4 separate regions of the Homo sapiens genome follow, and regions 2, 3 and 4 are each linked to region 1. The links are chromatin loops, found by intact Hi-C in ENCODE. Cell type or tissue: endothelial cell of umbilical vein. All regions are shown on one strand. Links, peaks and the distances in the headings refer to the core of each region. The heading gives the core; the rest is flanking DNA.

Region 1 (7,608 bases), core at 1,469-5,468:
CACATTACACAGAACTGATATCAACAACAAAACAAAGAAATAAAACATGATCTTATAAAAATGACAGCATAACACGTGTACTTTTTGCTATGGTCTGATTATTAAAAATGTCCCAAATTTCCTTCTGTTAATCTCCATCTTGGTTCTTATTACACTTATAATAACTAGCATTTTTAAAAACGTGCCTGTTTACAGGTTTTTTTCTTTCTACCACAGAATTATGAATACACGAAATTGTAGGAATATATGAAAATGTGTATAGGAATATATGAAATTAGATGAATTAAAACCATGAAAGTAAAGCTGTATCTGATTTCATTGTTGTTTCCCCTGGCTTAGCATGATGCTAGTTACATAGGAGACATCACTAAATATTTATTCAATAAATGACTAATATGCAAGATGCTATTAATACAAATTTTACTTATGGTAACAATAGTTAATGATGATTTCCCCACCATCAGAAAACATTTATTAAGTATCTTCAACCTGGCCTTTTCCTGTGTGTTGTGAAGTTAGAAATAGCATTCTAGGAAAAATTTGGAAAGAAATCTGGGGTTGTTTGTTGAAGGGAGTTTCTATGTCCAGTGATTTTCTCTATCCCAAGAGATTTCCAGATTTTAAGAAAAGAAACAAAGAACCTCTGAAGTTATTTGAATTGTAGGCACCAAGCAGTCCCTGGGGTTTTACTAATTGGTTGTGCACTTTGAAGGCGCAATGGGGATTTCAGTTTCTGATGGAAGTGCCAATGACACTCGTGGTCAGGTAATGTGGTTCAGGGGAAGAGCTTAGCAGAGGGACCCTTTGATAGGGACATGCTCTAAGATGCCAATGATGAGGAAGACATTGATACTAGCCAGCCTACTGCCTTTCTTTGCCATCTCTGGCTACCTATGCGTCCTGTTCTAAGAGACTGGTTTTGCTGTGTGACAATTCCTTCTTTCATGGACTCTGGAAACAAAGACACTCCTAAAGGTGGACATGCTGCCCCAGGGCCTTTTTCCGGGCTACGGAATTATTGCTCTTTCTTCACACTCACCTTTGGGAGGCTTGGGTTCCCTGGCCACTGGCTAGTACAGCACAAGAATAACGCAGTGTTCGAACTCAACAGCTGTTAACATCTGGCTGAGGAAGGATACAGTATGAAGGTTCCCATCTCACTCTATCTTGAGGACTCAGCCTGAGAGAGAAAAATCAAGGAGTGGGGAAAGCTGTTACTCAGAAATCAGAAGATTTGCTTTGATGTTGGAGGACTGTGGCGGAAAGTTCCTCCCATCCTTGAACCTTATTTTTCTTACCTGCAAAGTGGGAGAATGACTTCAGGGGAATCCTTCAGCATGAACCATTTAATTCTTTAAACTTTAATCATTCAAGCCCTGGTCCTGGGGAAGAGGCACATTCTCCCATCTGTTGAGGGGCTGTTCTCCCCACCTGTACTTGGGGTGGTACCAGGAACCCCTATAACGGGTGCTGGAAGCTTCCACTAGAGGCATGGTCTTTTTGGACTCCAAACATTTTGTGCGTTTTTTTTTTTTAAGGGAAGCTATGTGAAAAACCTCCTCTGATGGATTTCTTTCAGAGCTCAAGCCAGGCAAATTCCCAGCACAAGCCAAGGCTTGGGAGCAAGAATATGTAGCAGGAGCAAGAGGCTAAGAACCAGGGTGCAGCTCTCACTCTCTCAAAGAATGCACAAGCTGGGGGTCGGGAGGGTTGTGAAAGTGGAGTTGATGTTTGCTCATCTCTTCTGAACTCCTTGTCTTACAAAAGGGGAAATGGGGGCCCAGAGAGAGAAATGAACTTGCACAGTCAGTCCAAGGTCCAGAAGCCTCTTCCTCTGTATTCTGATGCCCTATTGTCTCAAGACATCTTAGTAATAACTCTGTCCTTTTATTCCTGCATTCGTTTCTCCTTGGATATGTCTCCACAAGACTGAGTTTCCTGAGGGCCAAGAAGCAGGGCACAGACATCTCTGTAGGCTCCTTTGTGCCTAGCCTGCATCTTGTACACAGTGGGGGCCCAGTAATGATATATTAAGAGGGACTTCTTTGCCTTCATAAGAGGATTCTGGGATACTAGGAAATATTAACCCTACCTTTCACACCTGTGGGTTACCCAGATGTATTTAACAAATATGTGTTTAGCTTCTACCATTAGCCTTTTTGCAATTTTTTTTTGTTTGAGATAGAGTCTCACTCCTTTATCCAGTGTTGTGATCATGGCTCACTGTAGCCTCCACCTCCTGGGCTCAAGTGATCCTCCCACCACACCCTCCCAAGCAACTGGGACTACAGGCATGCACCACCACGCCTGGCTAATTAAAAACAAATTTTTTTTTTTTTTTAGAAACAGGGTCTCACTATGTTACCCAGGCTGGTCTCAAACTCCTGGGCTTTAGTGATCCTCCTGCTTTGGCCTCCCAAAGTGCTGGGATTATAGGCATGAGCCTACAATCTTTTTGTAAATTTTAAAAATAATTCTAGCATATATATCTAGCAACACTTTCTGGAGATCATTGTCTTAATCATTTCAGATGTGCACTTGTAACATTTTAAAATGCAAAATCAAATAGATAAGAAAAGCCATTCTGTCTACTGCCATCCTTGGTTACTATCTTCTGTAACCAGTGCCCAGCTGCACAGCCAGAGAGCTGTGGGTAGGGCCCATGGCTCTCTCTGGCCCCTGTGATTGCTGAAACTGGAACTGCTTGGGGAGCCCTGGGGCCCTGGCACCAGCTCCTGCTCAGTCCTGCTTCTCCTTTCACAGGGAACATGTCTACACACCAGCTCTCCTGAGCAGTCTTGGAACCCCTCCAAGGACAGCCCTGGACACTGGCCAAGGGGGAGGGTGCCCCTGGGAAGGACGTATCTATCAGGAAGCAGAGACTGTGGCAGGCAGGCATACACACGCACATGCTCGCAGGATGGCTGGCTTACCCAAGATTTCAAAAGAAGTTGGAAATCTGGATTTTTATGTGAAACGACTTGATTTTTAGAACACCCTATAAGCCAAAAAATAAACCCAAACCAAATGAGCATCCCTATGAACTGTGTCTGTGGGCCACTATTTGTGACCTCTGGTAGAGCCTGGCACTCCATAAACACAACAAAAGCAGATGTGTGAACGTGCCCACATGTAACTCACCCGGGCTGTTCACATTGTTCATCCAGATGTGGACCCTGCACACACATAATAGAGACCTTCATTGGACATTGACACACACATAGTATCTCCCGGGATGTGGTTTTAATATTTGCACTTTCCACCTAAGGAGACTGAATGTCAGAAAGATCTCTAAGATCATGTCAAAATCTAGGCTGCCTGACCACAAAGCCAGTGTTCTGAACCGCTGCACAAACCACCACCCAGATGCCTGCACTCTGAATTAAAATTGCCAGTTACTTTGCATCCTTCTCTAAACTAAGCTTTATGAATTTAGAGACTGTGTTTCATTTGCTGGTGCATCCCATCACCTGGCACTATGCCCAGCAGAGCACAGAAGGTGCTCAATACGTACTGGTGGGATTGTACCCACAGGCTCATACAAACGTGTACAGACAGGGCACATGTAAACCCACATAGCCCCACCATGCTGAAGAACACATGCACACTGACGTTCCCACATGCACACCACCCACCTCCATCTCCCACCCGCCAGGGCATTGGACCCTAAGCTGGGGCAGCCCAAGTTTCCCCTGCCAGCCCCCTGCCAGCCTTGCCCAAAGCCTTCAGAAATAGTTTCCTGGAAATCTCGAGGCGGCTGTGGTGTTCTTTTTCCTAACTCAGGAGACAACTCAGCAGTTTTGTTTTTCAAAGTCTGAGACTCATAAACCTGGAATCCTTTCTTCATTTTTTCCACCAGAATTTTCCTTGGCCTGTTGCCTTCCCCCAGGGCCTTGGCTAGGAGGTTACACTCGGAGCGCCCTCTGCCGGGCACTGTCCTCCCAACCTTGTGGGCAGTTGCAGATGGGACCTGCCCCAGGCTGCTTTACAGATGGGAACCTAAGTCAGATGGTGGTAGTGAGGAGAGGTTAGAGGATACTGGCCCATTGCAAGTGTGTGCCAGTGTTATTACTAGCAAGGGATCTTTTGTGATTTTTTTTTACGTTTTTGAAAATAAAAGAATAAATAGCTTCAAGAGCTCAGATGAAGGCCCTCTGCTCTCCCAAGGGCCTCTGTGTGGGGCAGATGACAGAGGTTTGGGAAAATCACCTCATTCAACTTTATTCTTGGGTCTCCATCACATTTAATAAGTGAGGAAATGGAGACACAGAGAGATTTTGGGGGAAGAGGTGCGAGGAATATTTATTGAATGGCTGCTATGTGCAAGGTATACTTATGAATCTCTGTCATTTCATCTTGGCAAATAAACCTGTAGGGTAGTTGCTTTTGTTTCCATTTTACAGATTAAGACATAGAGGCTCAGTGAGGTCTCTCAAGGTCAGAAAGGGAAGGGGAAGAGCTAGGATTTGAATCCAAATCTTCTTTTTCTTGGCTTCGTAGCCTCCTGGATTTTTTCCATTTGGCTGCAGGTCTGAGTTCAGTGGGGCCCAGGGTGGAGCCTTTGTGGCTGGACTCATCAGAGGCCAGGGTTCCTTGGCCTGGCTGCCCAGAAAGGCAAGCCTTTCTCCTTGTACACTACCAGAGAGCAATCTTTGGGGGACACAGTCTTTAGGGGACACAGGGGAATGGGTCAAGCAGCCCCACCAGGACTCAGAGCTGGGAATAGGCTCCTGGGACTGGCAGCTGTGCCAAGGCCCCTTAACAGTAAAAAACAGGATCAAATGCCTTTATCAACCAAACGCATGAGAGGCTCCAAAGGGCAGGGTTTTTTCTGGGAAAGAAAGCAGGTCCTGAAAGGTTTTTGTTTTGTTTTTCTTCTTAATGGGACCCTACATTTCACCAAGAGTTAGTCACTACCCTCCCTAATCCATCCTCCATCCTGCAGCGCTGTCCAGAAACTTTCAAAATGTCTCAGTTCCTGCAGGAAAACATCCAAACCCTTTATCTTGTTTGTTTTTGGTCTGGCTTGGCCTTATCTTCCACTTGTCTCATATAAGCAAACTGCTTAAGGGTCTCTGTCTGCACCTCCCTTGAGTCCCACTGCTGGGTGTTTGCTTACATTACTTCTCCTCTCAGAAATAACTTCATTTCAGTGTATCCAAACCTTAGTCATTCTTCCAGACCCAGCTTAGAGGCCATCTTCTCCATGGAGCCTTCTCCACTGCATGCAGCAGAAATGAACCTGCCTTGTACTTGTCTCATGGGCACATGTTGTAGTTCCCCTAATAGACTGAATCCCTTAAGAAACAGTGTTGGATTCATCTTGGATTCTCCTATATGGGTATGAGTGTGTGTGTGTGTGTGTGTGTGTGTGTGTGTGTGTGTGTATGCATGCACATAATAATGTCAATGGTAGTTTGAGAAGGGGAAACATGGTGAGCTTTGTCTCATGATAGCATATACCAGCCACCCAAGAAATCTTAACAATGAGATATGGGCACCATTTTAGACAAACAAGACAAAGGAGAGGTGGCTCTGCTCAGATCAGCCTCAATTCCTAAAGTTGGTGTGGGCAAAGAACGCTGTTCCCATGGACTAGAAGCAGGCCATGCACAAGGAAGCTGATGTGAAAGGCCTCTTAGTTTTGTCCAGTGGGGGAGGGTGACAAACTGAACACATTGCTGGATTCCTACGGCGGCAGAAGGAGTGAACGATGGGATACAGTGTGGTGCAATGAACGTGGAATGGTGAAAGGTCTTTAGAGACTGGGGGAGTGGCCCAGCACAGTGGCTCACACTTGTAATCCCAGCACTTTGGGAGGCCAAAACGGGTGGATCACTTGAGGTCAGGAGTTCAAGATCAGCCTGGCCAACATGGTGAAACCCCATCTCTACTAAAAATACAAAAATTATCCTGGCATGGTGGTGCACGCCTGTAATCCCAGCTACTCAGGATGCTGAGGCATAAGAATCACTTGAACCTGGGAGGTGAAGGTTGCAGTGAGCCAAGATCATGCCATTGCACTCTAGCCTGGGTGACAGAGCAAGACTTCTTCTCAAAAATAAAAAGAGAGAGAGAGATTGGGGGAGTGTCTAAAAAGCCCATGGACATGCCCATGAAAGAGTCCGAGTCTGCTTTAAAGCCCTTGAAAGCCATCTTATGGCAGTACTGGTCAAGTAAGCTCTTCTGCTCCCCTTTCTTCTACCTTTCCTCCCTACCAATCCCTCTAGTGCTGGAGAGGTCAGAAGTCACAGCTTGCACAGCAATGTGAATATACTCAACACTACTGAACTGTGCACTTGGGAGTAGTTAAGATGGTAAATCTTATGTTACGCATTTTAAATTTATTACAATCTTAAAGAAAGAAGCAGCCACACTAAACAGCCTTAGTAAGCTGAGAAGGAAACTCCAGGGAAAGAAGCAGCTGCCCGTGACACTATTCCCAGCTATAGGGGTCCCAAACCTGCAGCAAGCCCTGTTTGGGAGAGAAGATTGTATTTTAAATCAAGTTGAGAATTTTGCTTTTGTATGGGACTGAACATCAAATTTATGAATAGAGTTGTTTGGTGACTGAAGTGATCATAGGACTTTTTAGTTCCTAAGAGTGATCACAACAGTCATAAGATGCTTGAGTTTTCCTTAAAGGATAGAGAAAGGATATCTCTCCCTTCCCTTTGAATAAATCTTTATAGGGAGCTGGAAGGCAAAACAAAGTTGACTTATGAGTATGCACAGGGAGTCCTACTTACTTAATTTAGCAATTATATTTGCTTTTGTAAAATGGGATCTCTCCTTCCATTATATTTTTCTAATTGGTGTTGTTTGCCTCTATCACATCTTCCAAAGCAACTAAAAGCTTGGGCTTACCTCAGATAAAGGCACTTAACCATTACCTGAAAGATCAGCTGTGCTTCAGGCTTTAAACCCTTAATTGCTCGGTATTCTCATGTTCACAGGTTGAGGGACTCAGTATTAACGTGCCTTTGTTGCAAGTTCTTGTAAACAAAGACAGTAAAATTATGGTTCTGATGTTCTATTAATTGTCATTAATTTATACCTACCAAGTGTCAGGTCTTGTGCTTAGGATACAGAGAAGAACAAGATACAGCCCCTGTCCGCCAGGAGCTCACAGTGGGATAGAAGGCCATGATAAGAAATCAATGAGAAGGCTGTGGGTGGCAGGAGCTCCAGCACAGATGTGTTTCCAGAGAAGGACTTACAGGGGCTTGTCCTGAGTGTACCCTTGATGCTGGCACTATGTCTGGCCCATGATAAGCTTCCTGTCCCAGGCCATGTGCTTCCAGGAAGTTATCCTTGCTTAATTCTATGTCTACTCCGATTACTTCTTTACTTTATCATCTCAGCACTTTGCAATTCAGCCTTGTGTTCATTTACCCTGGTGCTGCAAATACAGGGAACACACATAATGCACAGGATACTGACATGCTGTGTATCTCAGGGCACTCAGAAGAGCTGAAGCTATGATTTGAATCCATAAAGTTTGACATCTGCTTCCCATTCGTAGGCAGTTATTACAAAGTGGCAATCACTGCCTTTGTGATGATCATAAGCATTTTTCATGCTCCTACCTAGTCTTTAAAATGATTC
Region 2 (7,608 bases), core at 1,276-5,275, 180 kb before region 1:
GCTCCAGCCCTTTCAGGCGTTCTTGCCTTAGGTCCTTGTTCTCATCCACTGTTGGAGAGCCTCTCCCAGCTTCAGCTGACATTTTAGGATTGGCAGCCCAACTCTCCATTGATCACCTGTTGCCTATTTTGGATTCTCCTGTTCTCAGGCCTCTCATATACTATCTCTTTTCCTTCCTTCATTTTCCTCCTACAAAAATGTTCTTGTGGCAATAGGTATTTCGCCTCAACTACTGTATTCTGGGGCTCATGAAGTTACCTTGTACCTAGCTTTGTTGAAAGTACTGTCTGGGCCCTTGGTTTTGCTATTCAGTTGCTGGGTTTTTTGTTTGTTTGTTTGTTTGTTTGAGACAGAGACGCCCAGGCTGGAGTGCAGTGGCATGATCTCAGCTCACAGCAACCTCCCAAACTCCGCCTCCTGGGTTCAAGCGATTCTTCTGCCTCAACCTCCCGAGTAGCTGGGACTACAGGCGCATACCACCATGCCCGGCTAACTTTTTGTATTTTTAGTAGAGACGGAGTTTCACCGTGTCAGCCAGGATGGTCTTGATCTTCTGACCTCGTGATCCGCCCGCCTCGGCCTCCCAAAGTGCTGGGATTACAGGCGTGAGCCACCGCGCCTGGCCTAGTTGCTGTTCTTTGTGTGGATTTGAAGAGATTAAAAACCAGGCTGGCACCACCACCAACCTGCTCATTTTGTGTTTTCAGTTGTTTAATGATTTTTGCCTTCAAGTTCTAGCAGTGTCTTCTGTGTTCCTATATTTAATAAAGACCCGATGAGTGATACAGTTCCACCAACCATGCATCTAGGTTAGCAACCTAGAGCCAGCAAACAAAGAGTATCAGTTTATAGAAAGTCTGTATCTAGAATCCTTCTACTAGCTTACAAATCTCTTGGAGAGTTACTTCCTCTATGGAACCTTGGTTATCACCCTTAAGTAGAACTTCTTCCTTCTTGGTGCTTCCTTCATGACACCTCTTGGGTTTTGTGTGTGTACTATCCTAGGGAACCTGAGCTCCCAGAAACAGTGACCATACACGATTAATCTACATATCCCCAGGCTCCAGCACGATGCCTGATACAGAGTAGAAACCTCATACGTGTTTCCTGAAAGAGGGAGTTTGAGCTAAAAGATGCCTGCAGCTGTATTATATAACTAAAAAAAAATTAATTATTCTTAAAAAAACTCATGCTCGGCCGGGCGCGGTGGCTCAAGCCTGTAATGCCAGCACTTTGGGAGGCCGAGGTGGGCAGATCACGAGGTCAGGAGATCGACACCATCCTAGCTAACACGGTGAAACCCCATCTCTACTAAAAATACAAAAAATTAGCCGGGTGCAGTGGCAGGTGCCTGTAGTCCCAGCTACTCAGGAGGCTAAGGCAGGAGAATGGCGTGAACCCAGGAGACGGAGTTTGCAGTGAGCCAAGATCGTGCCACTACACTGCAGCCTGGGCGACAGAGCAAGACTCCGTCTCAAAAAAAAAACAAAAAACAAAAACAACAACAACAAAAACTCATGCTCACTGTGGGAAACTTAGAAAATACAAAAATAAGCAAATAGAAAATATTTTTCTCATTCTTTTTTTTTTGAGATGGAGTCTCACTCTGTCGCCCAGGCTGGAGTGCAGTGGCTTAATCTCCGCTCACTGCAACCTCCGCCTCCTGGGTTCAAGCGATTCTCCTGCCTCAGCCTCCCGAGTAGCTGGGACTACAGGTGCGTGCCACCACGCCCGGCTAATTTTTGTATTTTTAGTAGAGATGGGGTTTCACCATGTTGGCCATGCTGGTCTTAAACTCCTGACCTCAGGTGATCCACCTGCCTCGGCCTCCCAAAATGCTGGGATTACAGGCATGAGCCACTACACCCAGCAGACGTGCATGTATCTTTATGGTAGAACGATTTATATTCCTTTGGGCATATACCCAGTAGTGGGATTCCTGGGTTGAATGGCAGTTCTGGTTTTTAAGCTCTTTGAAGAATCACCACACTGCTTTCCACAATGGTTGAACTAATTTACACTCCCACCAACAGTGTATATGTGTTCCCTTTTCTCTACCTCTCCAAAGTTCATTCTTTTTTTTCTTTGATACGACAAAGTCTCACTGTGTTGCCCAGGCAAGAGTGCAGTGGCGTGATCTCGGCTCACTGTAACCTCTGCCTCCCAGGTTCAAGCTATTCTCCTGACTCAGCCTCCCAAGTAACGAGGATTACAGGCACCTGCTACCATGCCCAGCTAATTTTTTTTTCGTATTTTTAGTAGAGACGGAGTTTCACCATGTTAGCCAGGCTGGTGTCAAACTCCTGACCTCAGGTGATCCACCTGCCTCTGTCTCCCAAAGTGTTGGGATTATAGGCGTAAGCCACCAGGCCCGGTCAAAAAAAAATTTTTTTTTTTTTTTTTTTTTTTTTGAGACAGAGTCCTGCTCTGTCTCCCAGGCTGCAGTGCAGTAGCATAATCATGGCTCACTGCAACATATGCCTTCTTGGCTCAAGCAATTCTCCCACCTTAGCCTCCCAAATGGCTGGGACTATGGGCGCATGCCACCACGTCTGGCTAATTTTTGTATTTTCTGTAGAGATGGGGTTTCACCCTCTTACCCAGGCTGGTGTCAAACTCCTGGGCTCAAGCAATCCACCAGCCTCAGACTCCTAGAGTCCTGAGATTACAGGCCTGAGTCACTGCACCTGGCCATGTTATTTTTTGACTTTTTAATAGCTATTCTGACTGGTGTGAGATGGTATCTCACTGTGGTTTTGATTTGCATTTCTCTAATGATCAGTTATTGAGCTTTTTTAAATATGCTTTCTTTGGACACACACATGTCTTCTTTTGAAAAGTGTTCATGTCCTTTGCCCACTTTTTAATGGTTTTTTTTTCTTGTAGACTTGCTTAGGATCCTTACAGATGCTGAATATTAGACCTTTGTCAGATACATAGTTTGCAAATATTTTCTCCCATTCTGTAGATTGTCTATTTACTCTGTTGACAGTTCCTTCTGCTGCCTACTGATGTCTTAGCATGACATGCCCTATGATAACTGGAAATAAAGTAGAAGGCAAGTACAGTATTAGAACACATTTAGGCTGGGTGCGGTGGCTCACTCCTGTAATCCCAGCACTTTGTGAGGCTGAGGTGGGCGGATCACCTGAGGTCAGGAGTTTGAGACCACCCTGGCCAACATGGTGAAACCCCATCTCTACTAAAAATAACAATTAGCTGGGCATGGTGGTGTGCGCCTGTAATCCCAGCTACCTAGGAGGCTGAGGCAGAATTGCTTGAACCTGGGAGGCAGAGGTCACGCCACTGCACTCCAGCCTGGGCGACAAGAACAAAACTCAGTCTCAGAATGTGCAGTAACCTTAAGTGCAAGAAAGTCCTTGGTATAATTAAACGTCTTCTACAGCAACGGAATCTGGCTCTCATTACTAGCTGCAACTCCCAAATTTTCCACTAGGTGGCAGAACAGGCTAGATAATAGCCGGGGGTTCTCAACCTTAGTGGGCATCACAAACACCTGTGGGTCTTCAGCCCCAAAGTTTGATTCATTAGGTCTGGGTGTGGCCTGATAATTAGCATTCCTAACAAGCTTCCAGGTGATGCTGATGTTTCCAGGTGATGCTGGAAGGAAAGTACATTTTGTGAACACTGGATTACAGAAAATCAATGTAGACCAACCCAAGGCCCATTCACCCATCCATCCATCCATCCATCCTTCCTCCAGTTTACTTTGTAGTTCTAGGTGATGTGAGCACAGAGAAGAATGAGACATGGTTTGTTCTCAAGACATAGTCGGGTGAGGGAGAAAAGGAAAATGAAAAAAATAACTCTTAGTCTATTATTTCCACCTCTCCATTTCTTCCAATATACAGACTTCCTAAGTGTTGTTTTTCTCTTCTTCTGTCAAATAGAGTTTAAGCCTTGTGCCCTTAAAGCCTGAAAGATCAACTAGCCCAAGAGCTGCCTTACATGGCTAAACCTGCTGAACTAAGAAACTCAGGAATGTTTGCTATCCTATAAAAAGTTTCAGATAGAAAATCTCCTCTCTGAACTTAGAAGCTGGAGATATAAAAGCACACCTGACACCCTCGAGTCTGCATTGAGTAAAAATAAAACACAGGATTACTATGTTCTTAGAATCTGTGCTTGGCTGCTTTCCAAAATGAATTCCTCATTTTAAACTTCAATATATATTATGGTTAATTTGGGGAAAAAACATTTTGACTCATGACTGTCCATATTTTCCTTTAAATAGTATTGTTGACTAGCTCTAATCTTTGGTACTGGGTCTTACTAGATCTACTTTTTGCATAATTTGTGATGTACCATATAAACCAGTAATATGTAAACAGATTGTGTATAGGTTTACTTGACACAAATCCTTTTTATGTAATGAAAGAACACTTCAACGCATGTCTTGGGTTGAACTATTATTTCTAAATCAGTGATAATTAGATTAGTGAAATTTTATTTATAGCCATAATTCATCTCGACCAATGATTTCACAAGTATTTGAAAGTGTAATGGGTAAAAGATGCAGACAGAATTCAAGAGATACAAATAAGCACACATAAAAATATGTCATTTTCTCTCTAGTCCCCTCCCCCATAAAAATGTTGTCATGTGTTAAAGAAATGTCAGTTAAAGCAACCTTGAGATACTTCCTTTATATCTATTAAATTGGCAAACATGTTTAGAAATGTTCTTTCTTGACTCGGGCAGTGGTTAGACAAGTGTTCACTTCATAACTATTCGACAAAACTGTGTGTTGTATGCACTCTTCTGTACCTGTAACAGAAAATACTAAGAAAAAATTCCACTGCTTTTGCGAGTAAGTCTTCTACTGGAACTTGTTCTAAGGAAATATGCACAAAGAAGTTCTCTGTAGTATCTTCTAAAAAGCAGAACTGGAAACTACCTAATTATCTACCAAAACAGAAATGGTTTAGCAAATTACAGTAATGAAGGAAAATTACAAAATATTATGGTAGTTGTAAAAACCTAAAGCACATTTTTGAGAATGTATTACAAAACAATGATTTGCAGTACATAAATCCATACACATGTGCATAAGGATTAGAAGAGAGTATTAAAAATCGTAATGATAAAGGAGCTCTGGGTAATTTTCTCCATAAGTTTTTATTACTGTTAGATTATCTTTACCACAGAGAGCACAGAACATGTGGTTAAAATGCAAAGGACAGGAACATCCCACTGGCAGGGACTACTCATGTCTAATCACAGTGTGATCATTAAATATTCTCTCCAAATGTACTCAGAACACTTCAGATGTTTACAGGATATGGCAGAAGAGGGACGTCTAAGAGAGGAAAAGCTGTGTGGAATTGATCTTTCATTTGCTTCTGATCTTTTATTTTCAATTTTAGATGCTCTGGAAGTTATTTTTCTTCCAAGTTTAGATAGCTCTTAAGACAATCCATGGAATTCATTAAAATCTCAATGAATTCCTACTCTCAATCTTACAATGTTGCTGGGGAAACCAGGTATTCACTTGTATTTTGGAAAAAACTGAGAATCAAGGATGAAAGTTAATAGTTGTCTACTGCAAAAGGTACAACAGTATTTATTGCTAAATGAACTGCACCACTAACCTTACACAAAAATGCTCAGTGAGGCTGGAGTGGGGTATGGTGGTCAGCAGAGGCTTTAAAGATAGTGGGAGATCAATGGGATTAAAGCCTGGCCCTAGGACTGGTGGAAAGGAACATCAAGAACTTTCCACGAGGATGGGAGATTAACACCCAAAGCGCAAGGGTGGAAATAAATAGAGGAGCAAGAACTGTTTGCTCGAAGAAATTAGCTAGGGCTCCATGATGTTAAGGAATCCAGATGTGCCCTGATGGTAACGGAGAGTTACCAAGATTGAACAAGAGCAAGTAAGTGCTCAAAGAAGTGGTTGGGGAGACTCCCTGGAAGCAAAGCATAAGACAGGTTGAACAGTGCACACAAGTGGTGAAGGCAGAAGGCAGCAGTCGGGATTTGAAGAGACTTGAAATACAGAAAGAACAGACAAACATGAAAACATGGAAAAAATCCAGGTGTGTGGGGGCTGAAAATCAGGGCTTCAGCCTCACCACTTACTATAACTCCTCTAGGCAATGAATCACTTTACCAAGCCACAGCTTTCTCATCTGTAAAACAGGAATGACAATCTGCCCTTAATGATGCTGTCAGGGGATCAAAGGTGCAGGGCCGTGGTACTCAAATGACAAGAAGCCCCGTAAGTTTAAGTTAGTAAGAAAGAACTCATGCAAAGATGTGCTGGATAGACACATCCTTGGGCAAAAGAGAGGAAGACTATTCCAAGGTCTGGAAGCAAAATGGGACTTTTACCCACCCCATCCCTTCATTTGCAACTATTCATGAAATTCACCAAAATTATTTCCTTGTGTTTTACCTTTATTGTTTTGCTTTTTGGATCACCTTCAGAAATGGTTATATTGTTGAGTTTACCTTCTAGAAGATGCAGAAACAGTAAAAAAACAGAGCCACCTCAGATCACTCAAGGGGTTGTTCTATTTTCAAAAACACACTGACTTTTGAAAAGTCCCTGCATTGGTTGGATAAAATGTCTGAAGTGGTTGGGGGGAAAGCAAGACAAAGTCTTAACTACAGAATATATTTTTAAGGAAATGCAGCTTTATTACTTTCAAGTACAAACAATAACTTGGGCTTGGCTAACCAAATTTGCCTAATTGAGGGAATCTGCTTTAATGTACAGATATAAATGATTTATAGTTAACACAATCACTCACGGGTAAAAAGAGTGCTTCTATGATGCAAGAAAATAACTTCTCATCTTAGAGACATCTTGTTCCACAATCACCCCACTATTTGCTTAAGCAACCTCTTCTTCCCCCTACCCCACACAGTTCAAATATAAACTTTATCTCATGCCCTCTAAATCACAACATACATCAAATTCGTGAAATATGAGTTGATTACTTTTTCCACATTGCTATAGATGTTGGATTGCTGACAGAACTATCTCTTCAACCTGAGCATTCTCATCAAGTATACTAAGTCTAAATCAGTGAAATATGCCTGTTCACAATCTGAGTACAAAGACACCAAAACATGAGCTTTTATCATCTGAATTACTAATTTTCCAGGGTTGAATATTAAAAACACATATTTACTTGGGCACATTTATGAAGAGTAGAAGTAGCTGAATTCTTTAGGCTGCAATAATTAAGTGGGTTTACACTGGTCAGGATTGAATTACTAAATTTAAACAACTGAACTGTTCCAGGAAAGACAAGAAACACTGAAACATCCTAACAGCAAAACAGCTTTTTGCACTGAGCGTGACCATTCAGTCTGATTAGGCTGATGGGAATGGTGCAAAGACTACTCAGTAATCCATTTGAGGATTTATTCTGAAAAAAGTTTACTTTCCTAGAGCAGGCATGGGGAACCTTTGATCAGAAACACTGCCAAAGATGGCTAATGGGCATTGTGTCAAAAAAGTGAATCTGTTCTTTTCATCAGACATTCTGAGGACAGCATAATTCTCAAGTGTCTTGGTTGTCTAAACCAAGCGAAAGCACCAGCGTAACCAGGTAGGAGGGCTGTGTCAAGAAGACG
Region 3 (7,608 bases), core at 2,324-6,323, 67 kb before region 1:
ATATCTATTTTTTTAAAAAAATTATCAAATACTGTAAATGAAGATGTTATTACATGAAATATTTTGCAAAGCATAAAGGTTATTCTTTTTAAATTCCTTTTCATCAAAGAAAGATTTGGGGCAGTCCATAGAGAAGATGCCTCACTCTGTATGTGGTGGAGAGGATTCTAAGGATGTCATTAGGGAAAAGAAGACACAGCACCCCCGTGGGAGTGATTAGGGAGGCCCTGGCTCCAGCTCTGGCTCAGCCTCAAAGCTCTGCTGACCACGGGCAAGTCACTCTGCAACTCTGACATTCCGAAAGTCTCCGTTTGTAATTTCACTCCGTGGATCTGAGGCTTCCAAGGCCCTTGGTGACCCACTATTTAGCATAGGATCAGCAGTGGGCAGACCCACTCCATGTTGCAACCTAGCCAGGAAATCTGGAGTGGGTCAAACACTCAGCAGAGAGCTGTGTTCCAGCCAGACTTGATCTAGGGCCTCAGCTCCCCTCCACTGAACTGGGGAGGCCCCAACCTGCCCACTGCCAAAATCTGGGATTAGGAAGGCCCTTAAAGGACACAAGATCAGAGGCCTGGACTCAGGGATGCAGCAACTCAAGGGTGAGAGTTCAGAGACTTCCATCCTAGTCCTGCACTGCGTGGCCCTGGGCAAACCTCTCTGCCTCCTGCCACTGACATCCCACAACCCCACATACCTTGCCAAGCTGCAGGAGCTCCCAGTGGTGGTTGACAAAGGCCAGAATCTCCTCAAAGTCAAAGTACTTCTTCTTGCTCTGTACCCCCAGATTATAGAGGGCCAGGTGAACCACATCCACCCTGGGCAAGGGGGCAAGGAGGTGGGACCAGGTGAGGTGGCAGCCTGCTCAGCCAGGGTCACAGCTTTCTGGGTCCAGGCTGAGAGACAGGGGCAGGGTTGGGACCCAGTAGCTGGAAATGGAATTGTTCCAGGAGGGAGGAGGGAGGGGAGAAGCTGGGAGGAGCAGCGGTGGTTGGACTAAGCCCCACCCTCTCACCATCGCAGGGGCAGCCTCTCGATGTACTCTGGGCCCTGGTTACACACGGAGCAGAAGAACAGGTAAAACCTGTGGGTGGGTAGAGACGGGGGCCTATGGTGGGAGGGGCTCTGACACCCCCACCCCAGTCCAGCCCCTTGATCTCCTCATTCCCCACCTACCTTCCCATAATCTTCTCACTCCTAGGACTGCTGGCCACTGGGGGTCAAGGACAGGGCAGGACAGGGACTAAGAGATACCCCATATTCCTTCTAACCCATGCCCTCAATCTCCTTCCCAAATCTTGCCCTGAAGCGTGGCTGAGTTCACAGAGAGTGAGCTGAGCTAGGCTGGGCTGCCATGGTCACCCTCTTCCCCTCTGAGACAGCCACACACGCAATCACAAATGACATGAGACACCAACCAAAAGATGCATAACATCAGGTTTGACATCCATAAGGACTCCATTAGCTTTGCTCCGTCGGTTAGAAGCCACATTAAGCCATCCATTTCCCCAGTGACTCCCACAGCAACCCTGGGCAGGGCTGGCGCAAGGACTGTGTCATCCCTTCTTCCCCAGACACTTAAGAGACTAGGGCATAGGGAAGGCAGGCATTTATCTAAGGTACTCCAGAAATCAATGGCAACTAGGGATGTGGCCCAGCATACTTCTTTATTGCCTCCTGGCCCTGCATAGCTAGGGGATCCCCTACCTTGAGCTGCCTCCAGTAAACAGGTAGGCATACATTGTCACAGACCTCCTCTTGTCTGGAGCCTGGCAGTCAACCTGCAGGAGTTGTTGCTGCCATCCCTGCCCTCTCCCCACCACGCCCAAGGCCCACTTGGACCAAATTAGCACCTACCGGTCTCCAAACATCATGGGCTCATTGAGGCACTGGGTGCAGGCCTCGTGGAACCACTGCCTGCACCGGTAACATTGCAGCATCCGCAGGTACCATCTGGAGAGACAGAGGAGCCAAGGTCAGCCAGGACCACACCCCCAGTCAGGTATGAGCTTCGGCAACCTTTCCCAAGTTAAATTTGCCCTCCACTGGCAGAAAGGGAAGAGAATTCAGTTACTGAGCACTTAGGCTGTGCCAAGGGAGGACCTGAGAGTTGGACATATACTCTCATTTCACCTCACCACCTGGTAAAAGATGGGACACTGTCCCCATATTACAGATAAGTCACAGGTGAAATGGCTTGCCCTAGCTCACAGGCAAGTGGAGGATGGTGATTCAAATTCTGGTTTCCCTAACTTCAGAGGCTGTGCTCTCCTTGCCATGCCACAATGAAGCCACCATTTCTGGACTTGCTGCTTCCCAAACACTGCTGACAGGGAAACGTTTGCCTTGGAGACTTCACGGGAGAATAATGGTTTCTGTAAGCTGCACGGGGGCAAGACTACATCTGGCTTTTCTCACCTGCAACTGTATCTGGCCTATCATGGTCATCCAACAACTATTCATGGAATATGAAGAGCAAAATGCTCAATGCTTCATTGACACCTTGTCAGGTGAGCTCCAGGTTAAAACGCAGATTCCTTGGTCCACTGCAGACCTATTCAATCTTTGGGGAAGCCTCTGGGATGCATTTTTAACAAGCATCCTGTGCAACTCTGCCCATAGGCGTTGAGAAACACTGCATTAATGCAGGAAAGGTTTCCATAAGCATTTCTCCATCTGACAATACTTGGGGAAGCTCATGGGCCTGAAGTTAAGGTTAAGCCCATTTGAGAGATGAAGTAGTTCAAGCTTTGCCCAAGTTACCCAGCTGGAGCTTGGGGCTGAGATTCAGGACTTCAGGGGGTCCTGACGGCTGAACTTCCTGAGGGCAGAGACCCTCCCTCTTACATCTGTGGTTCCTTCCACAATGCCACGTGCACTCAGCCCAAAGAAGCAAGCTCAACTGCCATGGCTACATAGAGGCCCAGGTCGGCAAGGAAGAATCAAAGACTCTTGCCGCAGAGCCAGGACAAGAATTCCCTCCACAGTGGCCCCGACATAGCATGCCCCGCCCCCCGGCCCCCTACCCCTGCCTGATTGCACATCTCCAGGGAAAAGAATCTTTTCTATTTTTGGAGACAGGGTCGTCCTGCTTTGTCGCCCAGGCTGGAGTACAGTGGCATGATCACAGCTCACTGCAGCCTCCATCTCCCAAGCTCAAGTGATCCTCCCACCTCAGCCTCCTACGAAGCTGGGACTACAGGCGTGTGCCACCGCGCCAGGCGGGAAAAGGATCTTCATATCTCACCAGCAGCCGGTTCCACTGACTCTGACTGTGAAAAGGTTATCTTGACTTTCATGCATTAGTACCACCACTACCACCAGTAACAGCTCACATTTTTTTTGTTTACCAAATGCCAGGCACTATGAGAACCTCTATGTGAATTACGTAATTCATGCTCTGCTCATAATCACCACATGATGGGGAAACTATTCAGAGAGCTGAGGCTAAGGGGTTGCACAGCTGGTAAGGAGCAGAGCTAGGACGTGGACGTCCTGGGAGGATTCGCACTGTGTCCGGCCCAGGCTCTTAACCACTCTTCAATACTTCCTCGTTTCCTACAAAGCTCCAAGGTAACACCTCTGCCCTCCAGCCCTGCTCCACAGTGCTAGATGCCACGCGGAGCCGGCCTTCTGTTCTCCCCTTGAGGTCCCGCCCCCTCGGGCCCCACCCCGAGCCCTTCCCTTCAGGGACCGCCCCTTGAGGCCTCGCCTCCTCAGGTCCTGTTCCCGAGGCCTTACTATTCCCTCCTCCCCACCCCGCCCCTCCACAGGGTGCTTCTCGACCTGCCTCACCTCCCTGGGGCCCTGCTTGGGCGGTCGCAACCCGCCAGGCCCGCCTCCCGAGGCCTCGCCCCAAGGTCTAACCTTCCGGGCCCGCCCCCCGAGGCCCCGCCCTCAGGTCCAATCTTCCGGGCCCACCCCTCGAGGCCCCACCTCCGCAGCGGCTGACCCCCCCCTCCCCGAGTCCCGCCCCCGAGGCCCCACCCCCGCGGCTGACACTCCAGGCCCGCCCCTCGAGGCCCCGCCCCCACAGCGCAACACACTGGGCCCGCCCTCAAGGTCCCCGCCTTGGCTGACACGCCAGGCTCGCTCCCTATGGGCGGTCCCTGCTGGCGATTCTTGGAGACCTGCCCTGCCGCCCGGGGGGCCCTGACCCCCTGCCTTACTCTCCGGGCCCGCCGCAGTAGCAGTAGCATTGCTGCTGGTTGGTGCGATGGGGCGAGTCCCACTCGAGCTCCTCGGGCTGGTAGGACAGCACCATCTTCACGGCCTGCAGCGTCCTGGCGATGGCGCCCTTCTTCAGCGCGCCGCCTTTCTGGGGGGAGACGAGGGCCCCAGTCAACCACCAGGTCCGGGTGGACCACGCGAGTCAGCACGCGGCTGTCTATTGAGGGAAGTGCTGCCAGGGCTTGGGGGACCCGCAGATATTCCAATATAGTCAGAAAAGCAAGGAGCTTTTTCTCATTAATTCCAAACCCATCCCCTCTATCCCAGAAGGAACTCCGTTGATAACAGAATTAAGAGTAATAAGCGCAATAAAGGCAACAATTACCAACATGTATTTACATGGATTTTCTTTTTTAATAGTAAAGCATCATTTATTGGTCCCGTTATTCCCGACACCAAACCCATCTCCACTTTACAGTTGAGGAAACTGAGGCTCAGGGAGTCTACAAATCCTGGCCAAGGACAGTGGCAGAGGCGCTATCTGTCTCCAAAGCCCAGGTGTGGCCCTTCTGCTTGGAGCTCAGACTCTGTGATGGGAGTCTCTGGTCTGCCCCACTGGAGGAGGCAGGAGAGGCAGGGACTGGGGAGGATGGAAGGCTCACCCGCACAGCCAGTGCGAAGATGCAGCGTCGGCAGAACCAAGGTGTGAGCAGGGGCTGGTCAGCACTGCCCGCTATGGGGATGTGGCACTGCTGGTGGTAACCTACGGCAGAGGAGGGGGCGGTGAGCGCCCACAAGGACATCGTGGCCCAAGGCCAGTTGGCCCAAAGGAGGCAGGGCTGGGAGGGCTGAGGGAAGTCCTAGGAGCTCTGCCTGCCAGCTGCCGGGAGCCTGGCTGCTGGTGCCCACCAAGATGGCCAAGTCAGTGTCCAGGCTGGGAACTAAATGACAGCATTGGCCAGTTGTGGGGTTGGGGGGGACACAGGAAGGTCTGACTTCAGTGCCTGAGCCCCATCTTTCCCACCCATCCTCTCCATCTAGCTGGGCCCCAAATTACATACACCATCATACCCTCCCAGCTTTCCCCAGGATCTCTTCCCAAGCCCTCACTTACAGCAACTGGCCCCCTTTCACCCTGCAGTGCCAAGAGAAACAGGAAGCCAGCTGAGGCCCCAACAGGCTGCAGCAGTACCCGTCAGGGGCCAGTGCGTGGGGACCTATAGGTCGGGGCCTTCTCAGGGCCCTGCTCGCTCCACTCACCCAGGCCACACTTCCCGCAGATGAGGATCTCATTCAGCGGCCCTGATGTCTTCCCTAGGCAGATGTTGCACTTGGGCTCCTCTCCTGGAACACCGGCTGAAAGAGAGGGCCTCGAGGGTCGGGTCCAGCTCACAGGAATGGAAGTTTTATACTCACATTCCAGATGCCCAGCCTCTAATGTCTGCTAGGCCTAGCGCTGGGCCCCACATGCCACCTCACTGAATCTCCCCAACCACTCTGAGATGCCTATCATCATTACCATTCGAAAGATGGGGAAATTGAGGCTCTGAAAGGTTAAGTCCCTTGCTTAGCTAGTAAGTAGGTGAGGGGGGGATTAAACCCATGGCTGTTTGACATCAAACCCTTTGTTCTTTTGACACATCATGCTGCCTCTCCCGCCTTATTTAACTTGTTTTGTTAAATGGTTGTTATTTTCTTAAAACTTTATTATGGGATAATATAATTTGTTTGTTTGTTTTGTTGAGATGGAGTCTCTGTCACCCAGGCTGGAGTGCAGTGGTGTGATCTTGTCTCACTGCAACCTCCGCCTCCCTGGTTCAAGCAATTCTCCTGCCTCAGCCTCCCGAGTAGCTGAGATTGCAGGTGCATGCCACCACACCCAGCTACTTTTTACATTTTTAGTAGAGACAGGCTTTTGCCATGTTGGCCAGGATGGTCTCGAACTCCTGACCTCAAGTGATCCACCTGCCTTGGCCTCTCAAAGTTCTGGGATTACACGCGTGAGCCACTGTGCCCAGCCTAGAAGTTATAATGAAACTCCATCTTCTCATCACTTATGAACTCATGGCCAATCTCGTTTCTACTATATTCCCACCTACTTCTCCTTCCTGTAATTATTTTAAATTGAGTCCCAGATACCCAATAGTTTTTCCATAAATATTTCAGTATGTATTTGTGAAAGATCAAGACTCTTTTTAAAAAACATAATTAAAACACCTCTACTGCACCTATAAGTTAACATAATTGCTTAATATCATTAACAAATTCAGTTAATGTTCTCATTTCCAATTGTTTCTTAAGTACAAATACCTTAACAATTTTAAGTCTGTTCTTTTGAATCAAAGTCCCCAAGTAAAGTCCATACATGGTGACTGGCTGATGTTTTTAAAATTGCTTTTAGTCTACAGGTCCCCTCTCCATCTCTTTTTTTCTTTGCATTTTATTTTGGTTGAAGAATAAATATGTTTTTATGTGTGAAAGGTTTGTATGTATACATTAAACACATTTTGATACGTGTTTGTCTTATTTCCCCAGCATGCTGAAAATTTTGTAAGGGTAGAAATGGGATCTCTTCGGCCGGGCGCAGTGGCTCACGCCTGTAATCCCAGCACTTTGGGAGGCCGAGGCGGGCGGATCACAAGGTCACGAGTTCGAGACCAGCCTGCCCAATAGGGTGACACCCCCTCTCTACTAAAAATACAAAAATTAGCTAGGCGTGGTGGCACGTGGCTGTAGTCCCAGCTACTCAGGAGGCTGAGGCAGAAGAATCACTTGAACCTGGGAGGCAGAGGTTGCTGTGAGCCGAGATCAAGCCACTGCACTCCAGCCTGGGTGACAGAGCAAGACTCTGTCTCAAAAAAAAAAAAAAAAAAAAAAAAAAAAAAAGAAATGGTACCTCTTCATCTCTGTATCCCCAGGACCTCATAGAGTGTGGCATGTAACAGGTGTTCCAAGACGTTTGTTGAATATATGGCCAGGCAGGAACGTTGCCTCCTATTCTTGAACATGCTCCCAGGAAGGTGGTGCCCACAGTGCATCTCAGTAAGTCCTCACTGGGTTAATGAAGCAATGGATCAATAACTACAGTGGTGCTCAGCCTTATGCTCTCATCTCAGGAGATGCTAGAGGGTCACCATTCTGCCCGGAAGGGGCAGTTCTGGCTAGGAGACAAGCCACTCTTCAGCTGATCACTGTGGGTACCTCCAAGGAGCCTGGTATGTGGTGGGCCTCCACAGGAGGTCAGCTAAGGTGCATGGTCTTCTCCATCTGGCTCCTTATGCTTTCAATAAGGGGGTAAACCAGGAGAGGAGATCCTCATTGCTTTGGATATTTATATAATACTATTTCAGGGGTTGGAGAGGAATCGGTCTGCACTGGCCACAATTTCTTGGAGAAGGGGGCAATTCGAAAGCTTTACTAACTGGCTGAGTTCTGCAG
Region 4 (7,608 bases), core at 2,199-6,198, 320 kb before region 1:
ACCACAATATAATTCTACTCTCTTAAGCCATTTATACCAGAATATTTTTTCCAGAAGAATTTTTTATTTGTGTTTGTTTTTTGGCCATACCCTGCAATGAGAAATCAATGAGTAAAAAAAAAATAACCTTACGTGGTAAACAATGTTATCTCAAAAGTAAAAATGAAAGCAAGTATAAGTATAAAATTTAGCCCAACACAGTGGCTCAAACCTGTAATCCCAGCACTTTGGGAGGTCAATGCAGGTGGATTGCTTGAGCCCCAGAGTTTGAGACCAGCCTGGGCAACAGGGCAAAATACTGTCTCTACAAAAAATACAAAAATTAGCTGGGTGCGGTGGTGCATGCCTGAGTCCCAGCTACTCAGGAGGCTGAGGTGGGAGGATCGCTTGAGTCTGGAAGGTTGAGGCTGTAGTGAGCTATGATCATGCCACTGCACTCCAGCCCGGGAAATAGAGCGAGACCCTGTCTCAGAAGAAAAATAAATAAATTAAAAAAAGAATAAAATTCATTGATTCTTAAATATTAATCACTGTTTACATTGCTTTAAGGTGCATGTACCTAAAGTACAACTATAGAGAAAGAAAACAAATAAATTAAAGATAGGCCAGACATAAATAACCAAAGTGTTAACAACAGTCGTGAGAGGCAATAGCCCTTTCAGAGTTTTTCTCCCTCTAGTCTAGAAATTATCTCTAGTATACATGCATCACTTTTATTTTTTATTACCTTGATTTTTCTTATTGTAAAATAACACACTGTAAAATATATCACATACACATTGTAAAATATTTCAAGAACTCAAGCAATTTGAAACACTTCATATATATATTTAATAATTATTTATTTTTACAATAAAAATAAAGACCATAACGTTTAAAACCTATATACGGTAGAAACTAATGATGTGAATTTGCTTCTTTAATAGCTTACAACTCCTCTGTGAGAGGCAACATAGCATTAAAAAATGGTATGGGGCTGGGTGCGGTGGCTCACACCTGTAATCCCAGCACTCTGGGAGGCCGAGGCGGTCGGATCACGAGGTCAGGAGATCAAGACCATCCCGGCTAACACGGTGAAACCCCGTCTCTACTAAAAATATAAAAAATTAGCCGGGAATGGTGGTGGGTGCCTGTAGTCCCAGCTACTCGGGAGGCTGAGGCAGGAGAATGGCGTGAATCCGGGAGGCGGAGCTTGCAGTGAGCCCAGATCAGCCACTGCACTCCAGCCTGGGTGACAGAGCAAGACTCTGTCTCAAAAAAAAAAAAAAAAAAAAAAAGTGGTATGGGAATTAATGTCAAATTTGTGTTCCATTTCCAGCTGAAATTCTCACAAACTAAGTTACCTTAAGCAAACAGCTTCTCTGATTTTCACTTTTCTAATCTGTAAAATGGGATAATAATTCTTTGGCTAACGATTTAATATAATGTGAGCATTTCAAAGGGTGAAAGACTATTCCATAGGACATAATGTTTTCTCTTTATGTCTTAATTTCTTCATCTGTAAATTTTAAAAGCTGAACTAGATGAAATCTAAGGTTTCCTTTAAATCTAAAATCTAAGAATCTTTCTTTTATGATAAATGATACATAAAAATAAGCTGAAGTTTAACATTGTTCATTATGCTCTGCCTGGAACCCCCCAAAATATAACAATACTGCCCTAAAACTCACATTCTCACATTCTCATTGCTGAAAGATGGCCAAAGGGTGGATCAAAAGAAAAAGGAATGTTTCCTGAAGATGATTTTTTCATGCTCCTTGACTAAGCATCTCAAAAATCTTTGTAGAGATAACCAAGAAAATAAATAGTCAAAGAAAGGAATGTAGGGCTCCTTTCCAGCCAAATTCAGGGACAAAACATTGAAAACATACATTGTTACCTGCAAAAAGACCTTTCCTTATTCCTTTATTTATTTTACCATTTCATCATTTATATATAAACCTATCTGAAATACAGTAATGTGCTTTGTTGTAGGAAGAAATGCCTTACCCTCTTTATAGAACAAAAGGCAAGCTTTAACCTGTCAAACTGAAAGAAGGCCAGTATGGAGCCCAGGTTAACAAGGGAGAGAGTAACAGGGCATAAGGTCAGAGAGAAAGGCAGGGCCCAGAAAATGTAAAACCAGATAGGCCATAGAGAGATGTTTGAATTTTATTTATTCCAAAAGGGATGAGAAGCCATTGGAGGGCTTAAGCATGAAAATGACATGATCTGGTTTTACATTTTAAAAAGATTGCTCTGGTTGTTATGTGGAGACTAACTGTGGTGGGGTGGGGATCAGAGAATAGGGAGAGAAGAGAGGAGGCTGAAAGGCCAGATGAGACTGTGCCAAAGTAGTTCAAAGAGATGACAGTGGCTTGGGCAAGGATGATGCAATAAAAGTCATGAACAGTGGTCAGATTCAGGGTATGTTTTGAAGATAGGGCTGATGGAATATACTGATGAGCTGGATATTTGCAGTAATAAAAAGGAGCAAAATCAAAAATGACTACTAGGCTTTGGGACTGAGTAACTTGGTGAAATGAATAGAGCAGGCTTAACTTATAAGTTGAAAAAAAAGTTGTTTTGGATGTGTTAGGTATATAATGCCAATTAAAACAAGTGGATATTTGACAGTTGGATATTTGAGTGTGGAGATCAACGGAGAAATGCAAATCTGATAATAAGCACATATATAGATGGCATTTAAATTAAATCCAGGGTTAAGGGGGAAAATGAGCTAAAACAAACAAACAAATACAAATTAAATCCAGGGGACTGAATGAGACCACTTAGGGAGAAAGTTTAAATGGCAAAGACAAACTTGACAAGCTCTGAGCCCTGAGGCACTCCAGTGCTTGGAGCTGAACTGAGGAAGATGTAGTAGAACAAATAAGAAGGAAAAGCTGGTTAGGTAGCACAAAAACTAGGAAAGCATGATACTCTGAAGTAAGTATCATTGGGGAGTAGAGGATTGGTCAACTCAGTCAAGCTGCTCAGGTCAAGTTACTCATCATGGGACACTATGAATACATAAAGGTACACTGGATTTTCAAAGGAAGTATATTATATGAACATGAAGTTCCAGTTTTAAAAATAATATCCCCCCACTTCCATTTTAAGGGAAACGTGCTTAATAAAGAAAATCTAGAAAAATACAGGAGTAGAAAGGGGTAAAAAATCATCCTAGGAAATCTCTCATTAAGATTTTTAGGCTGGGCTCCGTGGCTCAAGTCTGTAATCCCAGGACTTTGGGAGGCCGAGATGGGTGGATCACCTAATGTCAGGAGTTCAAGATCAGCCTGGCCACCATGGTGAAACCCCGTGTCTACTAAAAATACAAAAATTAGCTGGGCGTGTGATGGTGGGCGCCTGTAATCCCAGCTACTTGGGAGGCTGAAGCAGAAGAATCGCTTGAACCCGGGAGCCAGAGGTTGCAGTGAGCCGAGATCGTGCCATGTACTCCAGCCTGGTGACAGAGCAAGACTCGGTCTCAAAAAAAAAAAAAAGATTTTTAGTACTTCTCTTTGTAATCTTTCCTCATTTACAGGGGTTTGGCTTTTGTTTTTTAACTAGTCTAATTATATGGCATAAGTTATTTTATACCTTGCTTCTTTCACTTTCTCATATTGCTATATATCATTCTTTAAAACATTTTATCAGCCAGGCACAGTGGCTCACATCTGTAATCCCACCACTTTAGGAGGCCGAGGCAGGCGGATCACCTGAGGTCAGGAGTTCGAGACCAGCCTGCCCAACATGGCAAAACCCCGTCTCTACTAAAAATACAAAAAATTAGCCGGGCGTGGTGGTGGGCGCCTGTAATCCCAGCTACTTGGGAGGCTGAGGCAGGAGAATCGCTTGAACCCAGGAGGTGGAGGTTGCAGTGAGCCGAGATCGCGCCACCATACTCCAGCCTGGGCAACAAGGGTGAAACTCTGTTTCAGAAAAAACAAAACAAAACAAAACATTTTATCGAGAACATAGTAACAGTTACCATTTACTGATTACTTGTGATGGACCAGGCACTATATAAAGGCTGTACAAGTGTATTGCATTTAATCTTCACGACAACCCACTAGGCAGTTACTGCTATTATATCAAATTTATAGATGAAGAAACAGATTAAGCAACTTGCTCAAGGTAAGGTCAACATTTGGTTTTCTGTGTTTTTAATAATATACTGCCTAGATAACAGTATTTACTTAATACCCTATTGTGAGAAATTGGGTTGCCTAACTTTTTAAAATTGTAACTACCATTTTGGTGAGCATCTCTGAATATAACCTTCTTAAGAATTTAGAATTCTTTCCTTAGAATAGATTCCTGGAAATAGAACTACCAGATCAAAGAACAATTTTTAAGATTTCTAATACTTACTGTCAAATTGCTTTCCAAAATGTTTATCCAAATATATCTTACCACAAAAAAAGAGTACTTTGAAAATCTACTTCAATCTAAAACACAAGGTATAGCAAAACAGTAGAGGGGGTGAAAATAGGACTGTGAAAACACAGTAAGTGGCCACCAGAGGGCAACCTTATCACAGCACTGTTGAAAATAAAGTCACTTGACGAGAGTGGTTTTATATAAAGCTTGTAATTTTAAATACAGTATTTGCACTCCTTCACGTTGGATTCCACTTTTATTATAATTCCAAACAAAGAACCCATTTATTTCTCTCACTACTAGCTGCTTTTAGAAACCATAACCATGAAAAGAATTATTTTGCCTTAAATTATCTCCAGAGAAAGGACAGGTCAGCACTTACATGACAGTAAAGACAGTGGCCTCGTTGCCTTAAGAAAAATTAAAACTGAGAATCAGCAATGTAGACTGCTTTTCGGTACTGTAAAAGATCTAGGGAGTAATTTTAATCGACTCAGTATAATGAAGTATTCCTGTTGTTACTCAGTATTGAAAATAATCTTTCCTCTGTACGCCTTTCCATTCATTTGTTCATTTATTTGATAAAAATTTAGTGAGTAGTTACTATATGCTAAAGCTCCATGCTAGAGATTGTGTATACAATGGTGAAAAAAAAAAGTTCTTGCCCTCATGAGTGAGCCATATGTGACTCAGAATCACAAATAAATATACAATTACAAACTGTGAAAAGTGCTATGAAAAAATACAAGTATATGTGAGAGCATATAATAAGGAAATTACCATTAAGCCTAGAGCATCAGGAAATGCTTTCTAATGAAGTGGCCTTTAATTGACGACTCGAGGGAAGAATGTGATTTAATAAGGCAGAGGGGTCAAGGATGGAGGTAGAGGTGGATTAGAAAAACCATTCTTGGCAGAGGAAAGATCATATATGAGAACCCTGGGACCAGGGAACATGCCTTGTTTTAGAAATAAAAGCCAGTCTGACTGGATCACAGATGTAAAGAAAAAGAACGCCACAAGATAAAACTGGCAAATAGGCAGAGACAAGATCGCATAAAAGAAAAAAAAAACAATTTCTTCTAAATCAATTTGTTTTACTATAGAGTATTTGAATGAAGAATAAAACTTTCAACCGATTTTTCCAGGGTACTTTTGACTTCAAGTATTTTGCCACCCTGTTCTCATAAAAACACTTGTACTTGTCAGACTAGTGTGTCCTGATTTTTTTTGCTTGTTTGTTTGGGAAAAAAAATGTTTCCAAGGAAGGATACTTAATTCTTACATTTAGGAAAACTAAGATCAGAAGTTAATTGGCTTTAGTTTTTAATGGTTTGACTAAGTTTGCCTAAATGTGGTTTTCTTTGTTTTATATTGCTTAGGGTTTGCTGAACTTTCTGAATCTGTCGGTTGACACCTTTAATCCATTTGGAAAATTCATGGCCATTTTCTCTTCAGATATTACTGGGATCCAGTATCACTTTCCTCTCTTTTTAGATCTCCAATTACATTTATGCTAAACCTTTTGGCTGTGTCCCACATCTTCCCTGCTCTGTTCTTTCCATTATATTTTCTCGAAATGCTTCAGTTTGGATATTTTTAATTGTACTGTATTCAAGTCTTCTAACTTTGTCTTCACTGTGTACAATCTACTGTTAGATTAATGCAATGAGTTATTAATTCACATGTTGTATTTTTCAGTTCCAGTTTGTTCATTTGATATTTTAGAGATTCCAATTTCTATTGACATTTTGCCTCTCTTCACCTATTTTGTCTGATTTTCCCTTTATTGTATGAAAATACTAACTTTAGTCAAGTCTTTCTAAGTTGACTCTAACACCTAGATCACCTAAAGGTCTGCTTCCATTGCTCATTTTTTTTCTCTTTGGTATTGGTCACATTTTTCTGTCTTTGCATTGTCCAGTATTTTTTATTGTATGCCGGACACAGTATATAAAAGAACCAGAGAGGGCTCCCCTTTCATCTGTTAGGCAGATATAATGAGAGAATTACTTCAATCCAATCAGAAGGTGAGGCGGCTTGAGGGTGGACTGTAATTTTAGTATGAGTTAATCAACTTCTGGTTCCTTACTATTTCTTGGTCAGAGCCTAGCAAGCCTGTGTCTCCTTAGCCCTAAAAGACTGTGAGAGATTTGTATTGGCCTTTGGTAATTTGAGCTTAGGTCCCACTGCATGCACCCTCAGAGTCTGAAGACATCTTGAGGGGGAGATAATTGAATGTCATAGCAGGCCCTCTCTTTCTAAAGGGATTTTGTCTCCTCAGCACAAGACTGAAAGAGAAAGAGATTTTTTTCTACCTTTCTGGCCCAGCCTTCCATCTTTTGCATAGTCGGCTAATATCCTGTGGGAAAGCTGGCCTTGTGTTTGGGGATCCTCTTGTTTCCAACCATCATGCAAGCCTCAAATGACTGCCAAAAACATTTCTTGTATCTCTTTCCTAAAGAATTCCTTTGCTTGGGTCTAGCTCATTCTTTGCCTATGCTCAGAATCAGCAAATGTCCCCTGGAAAGACAATGGCTGGTGATCATCAGTTTACCTAGGAAGAGTTCCAACCTTTCTGGAATTTTAGTTCCTATAGTTCTCCTTGCCTCCATAGGTATATGACTTTTTTTTTTTTTTTTTAATTTACGTACTTTTTCAAGTTTGTTGTAGCAGGAGTTTGGCTTGCTGTGATCTAGTACATCCTACTTAGAAGATAAAGGCCCTTCCAAACTATTTCAGAAGAATCAACCTATAGCTGAAAGATTTCCAAATTAAAAGAACAGTGGAATAATTACATGACAAAGTTAAGGAAAGTACGTACCTGTGAGGGCATCGCAACTGGCAGACCGATTATTGCATTGGCAGGGCAAGCAGCCATTCTTACTAAAGCCATAATATCCATCTTGGCATCGGTCACATATAGAGCCAATGACACCCACTTTGCACTGGCATTTCCCAGAACTGCAAATAAAAGCAAAGACAATGAATAAAAGTAAATCAATTTAAAAGTTGTATTGAGTAACACCCCAGAAGGGAAAGAAAGCCCAGCTCATGTAAATCATATATACTTACCATATCTCAAAGCCTTGTGTCCAAATAAATCACCTATCAAATTCTGTATTGCTATTAAAAGCTGTCTAGTGTATTGCATAATGCAATTTCTTAGCTAACAAATAATTTTACAGAAAATTTAAAATGGAGGCATTTGAAAGCAGGAGTAATAATGATGATGCAATG

What was found. Peaks named below come from ENCODE experiments on the same cell type or tissue, not always from the same donor. Only the 100,000 strongest peaks of a DNase experiment are listed, where the experiment ranks them.
Region 2: it touches region 1 in a loop (10-fold over the local background); 79 of 110 quality-filtered maps call a loop at or near these places.
Region 3: a loop joins it to region 1, with 6 times the contacts of the local background. A loop is called at or near these places in 98 of 110 quality-filtered maps.
Region 4: it touches region 1 in a loop (14-fold over the local background); 21 of 110 quality-filtered maps call a loop at or near these places.

The regions. Positions count from the first base shown.
Region 1 is chr9:120,932,775-120,940,382 of GRCh38, forward strand. No RefSeq gene overlaps it. Among named protein-coding and RNA genes, the nearest start is that of TRAF1, 9.8 kb to the left of the region's middle. In endothelial cell of umbilical vein, for the core only: a CTCF peak has its summit at 3,929 (motif pointing left); DNase peaks (open chromatin) are centred at 2,817 and 3,927; H3K27ac peaks cover 2,040 bases.
Region 2 is chr9:120,752,557-120,760,164 of GRCh38, forward strand. It overlaps FBXW2 (F-box and WD repeat domain containing 2), which reads right to left. Exons shown (of 8, transcript NM_012164.4): 8 at 4,418-7,608. Among named protein-coding and RNA genes, the nearest start is that of FBXW2, 37 kb to the right of the region's middle. In endothelial cell of umbilical vein, for the core only: a CTCF peak has its summit at 3,457 (motif pointing right); a DNase peak (open chromatin) is centred at 3,455.
Region 3 is chr9:120,865,013-120,872,620 of GRCh38, forward strand. It overlaps PHF19 (PHD finger protein 19), which reads right to left. Exons shown (of 15, transcript NM_015651.3): 4 at 5,431-5,526; 5 at 4,833-4,933; 6 at 4,170-4,318; 7 at 1,858-1,953; 8 at 1,016-1,084; 9 at 698-818. Among named protein-coding and RNA genes, the nearest start is that of PHF19, 8.4 kb to the right of the region's middle. RefSeq lists an enhancer at 3,452-3,521 and a silencer at 3,642-4,131. In endothelial cell of umbilical vein, for the core only: CTCF peaks have their summits at 4,255 and 4,466; DNase peaks (open chromatin) are centred at 4,059 and 5,369; H3K4me3 peaks cover 932 bases; H3K27ac peaks cover 240 bases.
Region 4 is chr9:120,615,424-120,623,031 of GRCh38, forward strand. MEGF9 (multiple EGF like domains 9) reads right to left here. Exons shown (of 6, transcript NM_001080497.3): 3 at 7,193-7,332. Among named protein-coding and RNA genes, the nearest start is that of CDK5RAP2, 39 kb to the left of the region's middle. In endothelial cell of umbilical vein, for the core only: a CTCF peak has its summit at 4,521 (motif pointing right); a DNase peak (open chromatin) is centred at 4,528.